2 separate regions of the Homo sapiens genome follow, and region 2 is linked to region 1. The links are chromatin loops, found by intact Hi-C in ENCODE. Cell type or tissue: GM12878. All regions are shown on one strand. Each heading gives the region's core, and the rest is flanking DNA. Links, peaks and the distances in the headings are about the cores only.

Evidence for each region. Peaks named below come from ENCODE experiments on the same cell type or tissue, not always from the same donor. Only the 100,000 strongest peaks of a DNase experiment are listed, where the experiment ranks them.
Region 2: it touches region 1 in a loop (2.6-fold over the local background); 1 of 110 quality-filtered maps calls a loop at or near these places.

Annotation. Positions count from the first base shown.
Region 1 is chr14:97,379,548-97,385,847 of GRCh38, forward strand. No RefSeq gene overlaps it. Among named protein-coding and RNA genes, the nearest start is that of LINC02325, 76 kb to the right of the region's middle. In GM12878, for the core only: no CTCF peak of the experiment used is centred there; a DNase peak (open chromatin) is centred at 3,263; H3K27ac peaks cover 1,196 bases.
Region 2 is chr14:97,173,544-97,179,843 of GRCh38, forward strand. No RefSeq gene overlaps it. Among named protein-coding and RNA genes, the nearest start is that of LINC02304, 22 kb to the left of the region's middle. RefSeq lists an enhancer at 6,204-6,300. In GM12878, for the core only: a CTCF peak has its summit at 3,659 (motif pointing right); a DNase peak (open chromatin) is centred at 4,075.

The sequences.
Region 1 (6,300 bases), core at 1,794-4,293:
AATCACAAACGGGGCCCCAGGCTAGGCAAGTGGGGCTGAAATACACCCTTTGGCCAAAACCTGGACTGTGTGTGTCAGCCCAGGAGTGTGTGTTTTTTCAGTTTGCACAAAGGTGCCCTGCAGGCTCGCGTGGCCCCGGGGCAAGTTGTTTCACCTCTTTGAATCTCGGTGTTCTCATTTGCAAAATGGAGCATTGGTCTAAATGTGGAACGTGTTTTCCAGATTTTAGATTCTCTAACCTTCCTTGCTGTGGGACCTTAGACAAATCTGTTCTCCAAGTTCCCCATCTATCAAGCGGGTATAATTTTCCCTATTTCCATCCTTCCTTGTCCTGCAGACACTGAGTGGGAGAAGCTATCTGAAGCTGCTTTGTAAACTATAAAGTCCTGTACCAAGAGGGGTCTGCTATTAGTGGTATTGTTGGGTATGAGCCTGTCCCTGGCTGTAGGTGGGTGAGGCTTTCAGGGCAGTGGTATATGATTTAGCAAATTATCTCTTCAGTGTGCTACAGAGTCCGCCAGGAGTTTGCTCACTGCAGGATGAGGGAACAATAAGGCCTCGCTGTATTCAATAACAGTGGTTTAATTATCATGATTATCTCACATTTGTATAAAGTCTTTGCTTTCAGGATCTCAAAGTACTTTACAAACATTAAGCCTCTTGGTCCCCCCAGGGGAGATACTAAATTGATACATGAGCTTGCAGGTCTCTCCTCTTCCTGGCTCAAATGTGGTTTTCTCCCATCCAGGTGAGGATGAAACAGAATCTCACATCCACTGTGCAATGTTCAACATCAGATGTTTAGGGTGTATGTATAATGGGCCACGCTGAAAAATATTGAGAATGGGAATAGCCACCATTTATTGAGAGACAATTACATACAAGACCAGACCCCAGACCTGCATTAGATTGTGTCATGACAGTAATTACCCCCTCACTGTACAGATGAGGAAACTGCAGTTCAGAGAAGTTGAGTTGCATACCCAAGGTCACACAGCCAGGGAAACTAGACACATGTAGGCGCGACTTGGATACAGATCTGTAGGTCTCTCTGAGACCGAAATCACCACTCTGCACCATACTTAGCTGCCCTCCAGGGCACTGCTTGCTTTGAGTCAATGCCCTTTATTTTGCACTCGTGGAATGTGACTGTGTTTCTCTCACCTTGGCCTTGAGATTCAGCTGAATAGAGTAGGAGGAGGTGACCTTTTCAAGAGGCGGCAGTGAGCAACTCTGTGCTGACTCACCCAGGAGAGCCAGAGACACACCTCTGCCCAACCTCTGCTGCCGATGTTCCAGTTACTATCGGTGTGTACAAGTCATCCCTCACATTAGTCAGATTGCACTGCTATGACAAAACACTATGGACTGGTGGCTTATAAAAAACAGATATTTATTTCTCATAGTTGTGGAGGCTGGAAATTCAAGATCAAGGTGCCAGCATGGGCCAGTTCTAGTGAGGGCTCTCCTTTGGTGTGCGGACTGCCGTCTTCTCATTATAGTCTCACATGTGGGAAAGAGGGCTACAGAGCTCTCCAGGGTCCCTTTATTCAGGGCACTGATCTCATTCATGCGGCTCCATGCTCTTGACCTAATCATTTCCTAAAGGCCCCACTTTCAAATACCAACACCTTGGGGGTTGGAATTTCAATACATGAATTTTGAGGGGGACACTTTCAGCCCATTGGACCTTTAAACTTAGCAGTTTACAGCCACCATTTTATGATGTTCACACATTCTGTTGGTTAAGAATTTGGAAAAGGAGACCAGCTAGGCCAATCTCCCATGGCACAGGATCTCTGAGGCCTCAGCCAGGGAGACTCAAGCAGCAGTGGTGACTCAAAGGCCCAGGTCTGGAATCATCTGGTAGCATCTTCATTCACATCCCTGGTACCTGGGGTTGTTGATGAGATAACATACACACAGCCTCTTCATGTGGCCTGGGCTTCCTCACAGCGTGGCTGCCTAAGGATATTGAGGCTTCTCACATGGCCACTCTGGGCTCCAAGCATGACTGTTCTATAGTGAACAAAGTGGAAGCAATGTGTTTGCTATTATGTTTGTTTGTTCTTGAAGTCACACATGGTCACATCTGTTGTCTTCTATTAGCTACAGTGAATCACTCAGATCAGCCTAGACTATAAGGTTGGTGCAAAAGTAGTGGCAAAACCATAATTATTTTTGCACCAACCTAATAGACTATCTGGATGCCCACAAGACTGCACTCCCTTCAAATGCTGTGGGAGAAGAGTCCTCCCCAATGTCTTCCAGCTTCTGGTGGTTCCAGGCATTCCTTGGCTTGGACACATATTCATTTATTTATGTGTCTCACTGGATTATGAGTCCTGGAGAACAGGGAATATGTCTAATACATGTTTGAATTTCCAGAACCCAATTGTAGATCTAGCACCATAGAGGGTGGCCAGTAAAGATTTGAAGCATAAATGAGTCAATGAATGCATGGGTGAATGAATGTATAATGTGGGATGATCTCTCTTCATGGGCAGCCAAGTTGCTAATCATTTGGACTCCTTTCTACATGAGTGGAGTTTTCTTGTCCTTTGTTTTGGAGGAAATGAACCTTATTTGTGATTTGTATTTTGATAGCCTAATAAGGATTTTCTCAATTGCTGGAGGGCTGTAGGCGTTGATGAGCTCACAGGTGTCTTTTAGCACTAACATTATGTATTTTCTTTTTGCTATTTGACCCTGTGATCTGCTTCCAAGACTAATGGGTTGCTTTTTGGATTAACTGTATTAATCGATGTGCTGTAGAGATGTGATTGCTGTAAGCACCTTTCATCGGGAGGAAGGTGAATGAAGAACTCGGGCCTTTGGAAAATACATCCATGTGGCCTGTGTGCTGGGTCATGTAACATGTGTGTTTGCATAGATTGCATCTTCATAAACATCCCTTTTATGCCATCATGGTTTAAGTTAAAAAAGAATTTCATTGGCAAAGTGATTAGCTGCAGGGGGCAAAAATCATTCCAGTGAATACTGTTTTTCCCTTTGATACATCTCCAAATTGATGTTTCCATCTCATTGTTTTTGTATTTGTTTTTTAACTTTATCTAAAGATTTTTTTAAAATGAGAATTATTTAACAAAAGGCAAACTCTCACCACTTTCTTATGTAAAGCTGATGTGACAATGCAAGTGTCAACAAGAGGGCAAGATCCGTCTCAGGGAAATCTTGAAACCTCTAAGTGGAATTTGCATAAAATAGTTCTGGTATTATTATTCACTATTCTTTCCCTGACAGATATGTCAAGGCCTTGAAACCTAAAAGAACAATTATGCTATTGTATCTCTCAGAGGATTCAAGGGGTGTGTCTTTGGTGGAAAAAGTGCTATTAGAGCTTTGAAAGCCGTTAAAAGGCAACCCAAGGGACTCTTTAGCTAGTCATTTTATAAAGAATGCCTCTGCTTTAAGTGTCTTAAAGTACGTTTATTCAACTCTTACTTTCGGCTTAAAAAAACCCTGCTAATAATTAATGTCTGTACATTTTTTAAACGTTTGCATTAGCTATAAATAAAAACTTTAGATGGAGTCATCATTAAGTTTAACTATGATTCTTGTGTGATGGGACCTGTACCTTTGTCAAATGCCTTGCAACAAATTACCTGTAAGCTTTTTTTAAAAATTATTTTTTATTTAGCTAGCATAGTGGAAGCCATTGCCATAACCAATTATGGAGCAAATCAGGAACTAATCAGTAAATTCTTTCCCTGCATAAGCTGGCTTAACGTAACATGTCTGAACATTAAAAAAGAAACATTGATAAGGCATGTCTCGTTGCAGCTGGATGGGGTGCGGTAGGCAGTGATCCGACTTTAATTTCCTCTGAAACCTGCTGATTAGGTTATTCTCTGGTTCGGCTGGGTTTCCCTGGAAAAAGGCAATGCCAACTTTTGATGAGAACAGTTTTGAAATTCAAGAAAGACACAGAAAGGCACAAAATGCTTCTGTCACTTAAGGTGATAAAGCCAGTACCGAAAATGAATGAACCAGGGAAAACTTCAGTCAAAATGCTGCAAAGACGGTGCGGTCAGGGAAATTTTGATTCCAATGACCAAGAACTAATAATATTCACTGGCATGGATGAGTGCTCTGTGTTTTTAACAAGCGGTAAAGTGGTGTTCATTTTGTATACTTTAAACAATCCCAAGATGTTATTCATTTATTTTCATGGGTGTGTTCTTTCACTTCATAGTTTTTGGGAGTGAGAGGTGCCCTTGAATCCATCTACTTGGACCTACTGTTTTATGGATAAGAAAAGGAAGATTCAAGATGGGTAAACTGAGTCCAGTTATCCAGTGATGAAGGACGGAAGAGACCTGTGTAGGCTGTGAATACCCCCAATATCCATGCCTCCTCTTCCATAGTTACAGAATTCTGGCTGACGCAAGGGTAACCTTAATACTGTGCATTTTCCCACAGTCCTGTGTAGCTATGCAAAGCCATGTGCTATGGGTCCAGCCTGATAAAAGTGAAAGTGGCCTGTAAAATTCCTGGAAAACACTCCGATTTTCTCTTCCACTAGCACAGGACCAGCCACCTTGGAAATGGAGGCATATACAGAGTATAGCAACATAGAAGGAGACTGACTCCATAGGGCACCATCCCAATCCTGGCCTGCCTGCCTCCACGTAGGTGAGAGAAAAAAAGCTCTGATTGCTTAGGTCACTGTAATTTTGGGTCTAGTTCCTCGCATCCATACTTTACCTTAAACAAATGTAGTAACTACTGAAAGTGCTCCAGGCCGGGTGCAGTGGCTCATGTCTGTAATCCCAGCACTTTGGGAGGCTAAGGCGGGCAGATTACTTGAGGTCAGGAGTTTGAGGTCAGCCTGGCCAGCATGGTGAAACCCCATCTGTACTAAAAATACAAAAAAAAAAAAAAAAAATTAGCCGGGCATAGTGGCGCATGCCTGTAGTCCTAGCTACCTGGGAGGCTGAGGTAGAAGAATAGCTTGAACTTGGGAGGCGGAAGTTGCAGTGAGCAGAGATTGTGCCACTGCGCTCCAGCCTGGGCGACAGAGCAAGACTCCACCTCAAAAAAAAAAAAAAAAAAAAAAGTGCTCCTTTGGCTCCAAGAAGTGTGTTGAATGGGTTACTTCTGTCAACCTTTTCCAAGCATGGTGGCAACACAGCTAGAATCTAGTGGTCTTAAGCACCCTACTGGATGCTGTTCCCCCAATGGACAATGGTGTCATTTACTTAGGAATCTCAAGCACCCAGCAGAATCTGATACTCAGAAAGTGCTCAATCAAATTTTATAAGAGTTCAATGAATGAATAACACTATATGTAAGGATTCTAGATTGTCTCTCTGCTATACCACATGGTACCCTGGTTGTACTCGGTGGAGAAGTACAAGTTTAAGCTCGAAATTTTGTCCTGATCCCTGTCTCAATGTATTGTTTGATGACAAAATGATTCACTAAAGCCTTGTGGATTTGTCTCTTGCTTGTTCTTTTTTCTTTTTCCTTTCTGGTATTGTTGCATTTCAATATGATATAAACAGAGCATAAATCTTGGCTCTTGCCAACTGCTGTTTGGTTGGAATTGCCTGTATTGTCTTGACATTTGTTGAAGTCTTTAAATTAACAGAGGAAAGAATTGATTTTAAAAATGGCATTTGCATTAAGAGTTATAAATGGGCAATTTGGGAAGCATGAAGACAGATATGGAAAGTTATGCACAAATACTACAATTAGCATAGCAGTGGGGTCTTGACTCCATGAAATATACAGTCTTGTACATTCCTCGGGGACATATGTTATGTAGAGTATATGTGTGGCATCATTTGTATATCCAAGACTCATAGGTGAGCCAGAGGGTCACTTCCAACCTGGACAAGCTACAAAATCTCAGATTATTGGTGGATTTCAGGCCTGTTTTCCCCCCTGATGTCTTGAGTTTTCAAATACCTTTGTAATGGTTTTGGACAGACCTTATTTTTATATGGGATTAATGGCTGGCTCTTTTCAGGATCCCAGCTCAAGAAAATCTCACCGTACCCACAGGGTGAAAAGCACTGCCAGGATCCCAGAATCATTAGATCTAGAACCTGGACTATCTATCTTCAATTGCTTGGCACCTCCATTTTCTCAACTCCCTTAGCTGTTGACCTCTGTTTGTCTCTTAAAGTCACCGATGGCTTGATTCATCTCCTGGCTCAAGAGTTTCCTTGATCCTGACAACTCATGTCTTCGCTCAATTATTCATTTAACTATTGTCTACCCTCTACTCACAGGTATGGTGCAGAGTGGGAGAGAGGGAGATGAATAAGACCT
Region 2 (6,300 bases), core at 2,426-4,925, 210 kb before region 1:
GGTTTCCAACACCCCTCCCCAACCTGGCCTTTCTCCCACAGCTTGGATGGACCTGGGACCCTTAGGAGCCACAGACCTCAGGAGCCAGCCACACCTGCACAGTGTTTACTGAGCTGGGTGTCAGACTTACCCCTGATGAGGCCCTGGTCAGTGGTGAAGAGGAAAGCCAGACAGCTCAGGAGATGGCTACCACCAATCATGGGAAGTATGTACTCCAGAATCATCCCAGCCAGGGTGCACTGCAGGGATAAATGCTGGGAACACTGAGAAGACAGGCTCGTCCCTGTGCTAGGGTGCATGGAAGGCTTCCTGGAGGAGGTAATATCTACCCTGCTCGCAGAAGGAGTGAATGGGACATGGCCTGGTCAGGTCAACCTGAAAGTTTTGAGCAGGTGAATAAACCAACTTAAAAAAACTTTCCACATGTTTCTGTACTCCTCTGGGTGGCCTCCTCCTTATGATTCTACAGAGAAAGGCTGGCTTCTGGCCTTGCCTAGGTTGGGAATGGGTGAAAACTCTCTGAGGAATGGAAAAGTCATTGCTAACTGATACTTGGCACAGCCTCATCGGTGTCTTTTATTTTTTATAATCTACTCTTTATGTTAATTATAACATTAGGCTCACTCCATGATTTGTACGCCCTAAAGTTGTTCCCCATTCAATGACCACAGTCAAAATAGCACTAATTCCTGTTAAATGTCTTGAAGAACATTAAAAACACACACACACACACACACACACACACACACACACACACACACACAACTTTCCCTTATAATGATGCCCTCTACCACTCCTTGCAATAAGATCCTTAACATAGAACTGCCTTGGGTTGAAGAGTTTTTTCTCTCTAATTCAGGATTATAAATTGTGACTTAAAACAATTGCAATAAGAGGCCCCATAAACATTGTTAAAATGATGGTGTTTGAAGAGATGTCCGCACTATGTATATTTCACAGCTGGAATAGATCTCTTTGGGGAGCATGTCTCCTCCCTGGTGTTTGGCAAAGTATAATTGAATTAGTGAAAGTCTAATAAAGTTTGGGGAAATGTCGAGATATAAGAATCGAAAATAAAATAAAGATAATTTAATCATTAAAGTTGGCGCTGGTTTTTAGGACATTCATTGCTATGGAGATGTTAGAGTAGATTCCAGCTTGCATTTTAATGGTGAACTTAAATAAATCTGAGTTCTGGAGAGAAACTGCTAGTGTATGGAATCTGAGCTAATGAGTGAAATAGCTCCGACTTGGAGTTAAAGCCAGGTAGTCATTTGCAGGGAAGAAGCCGAATAATCCAAGCCCTGTCTGGTTTTTGAATTTATTTTCAAGTTTTTTGATTTTTGGAGCTAAGCCCAAACTCTTTAACCAGGCATGTGGGGCCCGCCATATTCAGGAACCCACTTTCTTTCCAAATTCCGGTGGCCTGGACCAGCTCTGCCCTTGGCTTCACATGACCTGGCCCACCTCTCCTTCAGGGACCTTCTCAAAAGCCCCGTCTGTTGGTAACCCCTGCACTTTCCTTGAACTACTGCAGGGAGTGGTTCCATGCACTGCGTAGGAGTGTGGGATCTGGAGTCAGGTTGCCTTGGTTCAAATCCCAGTTCTGACTTTTCCGAGACTCAGTTTCTTTATCTGTAAAATGGGGATAATAATAAAACCTGCCCTTAGTGTAAGTACTTATGCAAGGTGTCCGTGCTTACCCTGTGCCTGGAAACTACTCAGTGCTCACTATAGATTTCACTGGGCACTCATCCCATTCTGCCTTATACACAGATAGCCACTGACGTACATGGCTTCTCTCCCCAGTGGAGTTCAGGTGCCTCGTCGAAGGAAAAGATGACTTATATAAGTTTACAAATAGTAGATGTTCAATAAGTGTGCTTAATGAATAAATAGGTATCCCCTAACGGTAGTGTATCTGTATTTGAGGAACGTAGAAGGTTTCTCTCTGTATAATAATGTAGAAGTCTAATTATTCTATTTCTGTTGCACTTCTATAATAGGGAGGACATTTAGTGTCCCTGGGTGCCTGGCACTGAGCTAAGTGCTTTTCAAAGAATCCTATGAGATAAGCACTCTTATTAACATCCCATATGCTGGTTCATTCATTAGAGTAATGCTAGAAAAGACCCCAAAAGGATATTTTCAAATCACCTAAGAGTTTCATGTGGGTGTCTGTGCCCAGGGACAGCTTCCTCCATACAGTGATTCAGGGACTCAGGCTTCTCCCCTTGCGTGGCTCCATCAGAAAGGTGAGAGTGGGCAGGGAAGAGGCAACCGCGTTTTCTAAAAGCTTGCACTGAAATTAACAAAGATCAGTGAGGAAAATCAATGACCACACCTTGAAACCTGGGCAGAAGGGTGCTGGGAAACATGGACTGGGGTTGGGCAGCTCCTTTAGTCCTGCATAGGCACTGCTCCCTGCCAGGGATCAAGAGCCGACTCTGTGCATTTCTGTCCAGCGCCACGTCCAAGGATGTCGTGGGAAGCTAAACACCAGCCACGGTGAGAGTATTTACACCACAGCATTTAACAAAGGCTACACATCAAGGTTTTTGTTTTGTTTGTTTTCAGTGAGCTGGTTTACCAGCACCTTCCCAGTGCCAATGCAACTGAAAGAAAGGGAGAACATGAATTTTGAGACACTGGTCCTCTCTGTTAGGTACAAAATTAACCCCATTTTAAGGACGATGAGGTGGAGGCTCAGTCATGCCAACTAACTACCCTTCTCCTGGACTGCAGAACTAATGAGAGTTGAGTAGAGACGAGCTTCTGACTCTAGCTCTTACTGCCCTGCCATCTGGCCTCCCAAACCCAGAACATTTACTTGCAAGATTATTAGCAATTCTATTTTTAATGTACACACATGTTTACCCTCCCCCAAACTATTTTAGAACGATAGGGGGAAAGAGGATAATTTCTTTTTTCTGTAACGAGAGGTTTGATTAGAATTGAAGCCACTTTCTTTCCCCTTTTATCATTATTAAAAATAATTTTTTCTTTCTTTGTCTGAGAATTGCTATAGGAAACATTATTGAATAGGATCCCGCAGCTATGAGCATTGTTCCATAACTACGAAGGCCCAAACAGCATTTTTTTTCTCTCCCAGAAACTGTGGTGGCTGACTATTTTTTACTGAGTATTTTCCTAGTAAATCTCACTGCTAAATTGGCCACTTTATTCATGATGATTTCTTCAAATATATCATTCTTGTGGCACAATATGAATAATGAAGAGGAATATTTTCAAACACATAAAGGGCTCTGAATAAAACTAATGGGTGAGGCATTAAGCAAAGTCGATAGGGGCTTGAACAGTCCCCGGCATGCCTGATAAGGAGACTGGAGGTCGCATACGCCAGGGACCAGAGACTTTCATCCCTGGAGATCCTTGACCTTGACCCAGCAGTCAGGGCTAGCCTGAGCATCTGTGTCAAGTCGAGTTGGCTCTCTCAGACTTCATGCAGCCATCAGTGCACCTCTACTTAGCCTCTCTCTGAGAGGCAGGAGGATGCCCAGGTTAGAGACTTGGGCGAGGAAGCCAACCACCAGGATTCGAATCCAGACCAGCTGCTCCTGTCTGTGAAGCTTTAAGGAAGCTGACTTAACCCCTCTGCAGCTCTGTCTCCTCATCTTGAAAATAGGGACAATTATAACCACGAGAGGGCACACCTGCAACTCATAGACTGTGAAAGGCTTAAAACCCTGCGGGCAGGTTTACACGCTTTGTATCACTGCAGTGATTATTACTGTTGTTACTACCATCATCACTATAATCTACCACGTATTGGGTGCTCCTGGGGCAAGTACAGGGAGGCACTTTGGGCCCCTAAGTATTACCCTGCATGGGGCAAGTTGTTGTGGCTGATGCTTCAAATTGCCAACATTTAAAAAGGCTGGACACGTAGGAAAACAATCTACTGACTTCTCTTGGGGAAGAAATAAGTTTGCCACTGTTCTCACCTCTCTGAGGCCCTCTACCTCTGACCTCCTTCACAGTGCCTGGTTGTGTAGATATGTGAATTTGTGGTTGTGTTAGTCCATTCTCACATTGGTATAAGGAAATGTCGAAGACTGGGTAATTTATAAAGGAAAGAGGTTTAATGGACTCGCAGTTCTGCATTGCTGGGGAGACCTCAGGAAACTGACAATCACGGCGGAAGGTAAAGGGGAAGCAGGTACCTTCCTCACAGGGCAGCAGGACGGAGTGAGGGCAAGCAGGGGAAATACCAGACACGTAAAACCATCAGATCTCATGGGACTCACTCACTCACTATCATGAGAACAGCATGGGGCAACCACCCTCATGATTCAATTACCTCCCACTGGGCCCCTCTCACAACATGTGGGGATCATGGGGATTTCAATTCAAGCTGAGATTTGGGTGGGCACAAACCCAAACCATATCAGTGGCTTTTCCTTGAATAATGAAAAATAAAATGGATTTGGCTTGGTTTGGGGATCAAAAATCACTGCTGAGACAGACTGGAGGATGAGAGGCTGAATCACGGAGAAGAGCCCTGGGAAGAGGAAGGCAGTGTTATTAACAGTGTTGTCTCTGGCTTTGTGGGGTTAGGCATAAGTTAATTGCCATTGGTGCAGTACTGTCATCACACCAAAGATTCTGGCTCAGTATCTGCTTCTAAGGACAAGGGTCCCATTGGATGTCCACCCCCAGCCCACCTGGCCTGGCACCAGGGGACAGTAGATGTTTCAGAGTGAGGGAATCTATTCAGTATCCCTTATGCCCATTCAGAAACTCAGCAAACATTTTTTCATGCACCTACTATGTGTTGGGCAGAAGGTTAACTTCTATAACATTATTTTATTTAGTTAAAAATGTTCTTCATAGCCTTTAGCTGATGCTATTTTATATGATACATTTGTTATTTGCATAGGATGTCTCTCTTCTCACTTCCTCAGGACAGGGGCTCACTTTGTTCGCCGCTATATTCCCCAGTGCCGGTGTCTGGAATCAGGCTGATACCCCGTAGAACTTCTTGAACTAATGAATGAATAAATGTGTTCTCTCACACTCTTTCAGATGGGTGTTAATCTCTGTAATACCAGGTTAGGAACAGAAGTTCAAAGAGGATGAGCACAGCACAGGGGTTAGAAGCAAGGACTTCAGAGTCAGGTGGAACTGCAAGGTTTTATTTCATTTTACTTACTCTTTTTCTCTCCAAGCCTCATTCTCACACTGAAAAATAGGAATCATAGTAAACCTACCATACATAGTGGTTTTGTGAGGATTAAATTAAGTCAGAGAAATAACTTTGCTCTGTTCCTGGCATATTGGGAAATATTCAGTGATTTGCAGCCAAAATTATGACATAGAGGTAGGACTGGGTTGAGTGTAATCTCTGTTCTCTGGCTCCTTTCCCAAACACTAAGGGTCGATTCTACACAATGGTGATGAAGGAAGCAGGATGTGGCTTCAGGGACAGTCATCTTCCCTTTAAGGGTCGTGTGGGCTCATGCATGTTAACTGAACGTCTACTATGAGCCAAGCCTACAAGATCTGCAGTCACAGATACAAATGCGGCACAGCTCTTGCTTTCAACTTTGCTCTCAGCCTCATGGAAGAAACTGATAATTCAGAGAAACGGACTGTATGAGTTTTCTGTTGCCATTATAACAAATCATCACCTTCTTAGTGGCTTGAAACAACGTGAATTTATCTCACTGTTCTGCAGGTCAGAAATCCAGAATGGGACTGTGTTCCTCTCCGGAGGTTCTAGGAGAGAATCCACTTATTTGTCTTTTCCAGCTTCTAGAGGCTGCCCATATTCCTTGGCTCATGGCCCTTCATCACTATGACCTCTGTTTATTTTATCACCTCTTGTCCCTTCAGTCTGACACCCCTGCCTCCCTCTTATAAGGACCACTGTAATTACATCAAGCCATCCAGATAATCTGGAATCATGTTCCCATCTCAACATCCTTAACTTACTCACATCTACAAAGTTCCCTTTGCCATCTAAGGTAACATAGTCACAGGTTTGAGGGATTGGGACGTGGACATCTTTGGAGGGGCATTCTTCTGATATGGTTTGGCTGTGTCCCAACCCAAATGTCATCTTGAATTGTAGTTTCCATAATCCACATGTGTCATGGGAGGGACCTGGTGGGAGGTAACTGAATCATGGGAGAGGTCACCCCATGCTGCTGTTCTCATGACAGTGAGTGACTTCTCACAAGATGTGATGGTTTCATAAGGGGCTTTCCCTGCTTTTGCTCAGCACTTCTTCCTGCCATCTTGTGGAGAAGGACGTGTTTGCTTCCCCTTCCACGACCA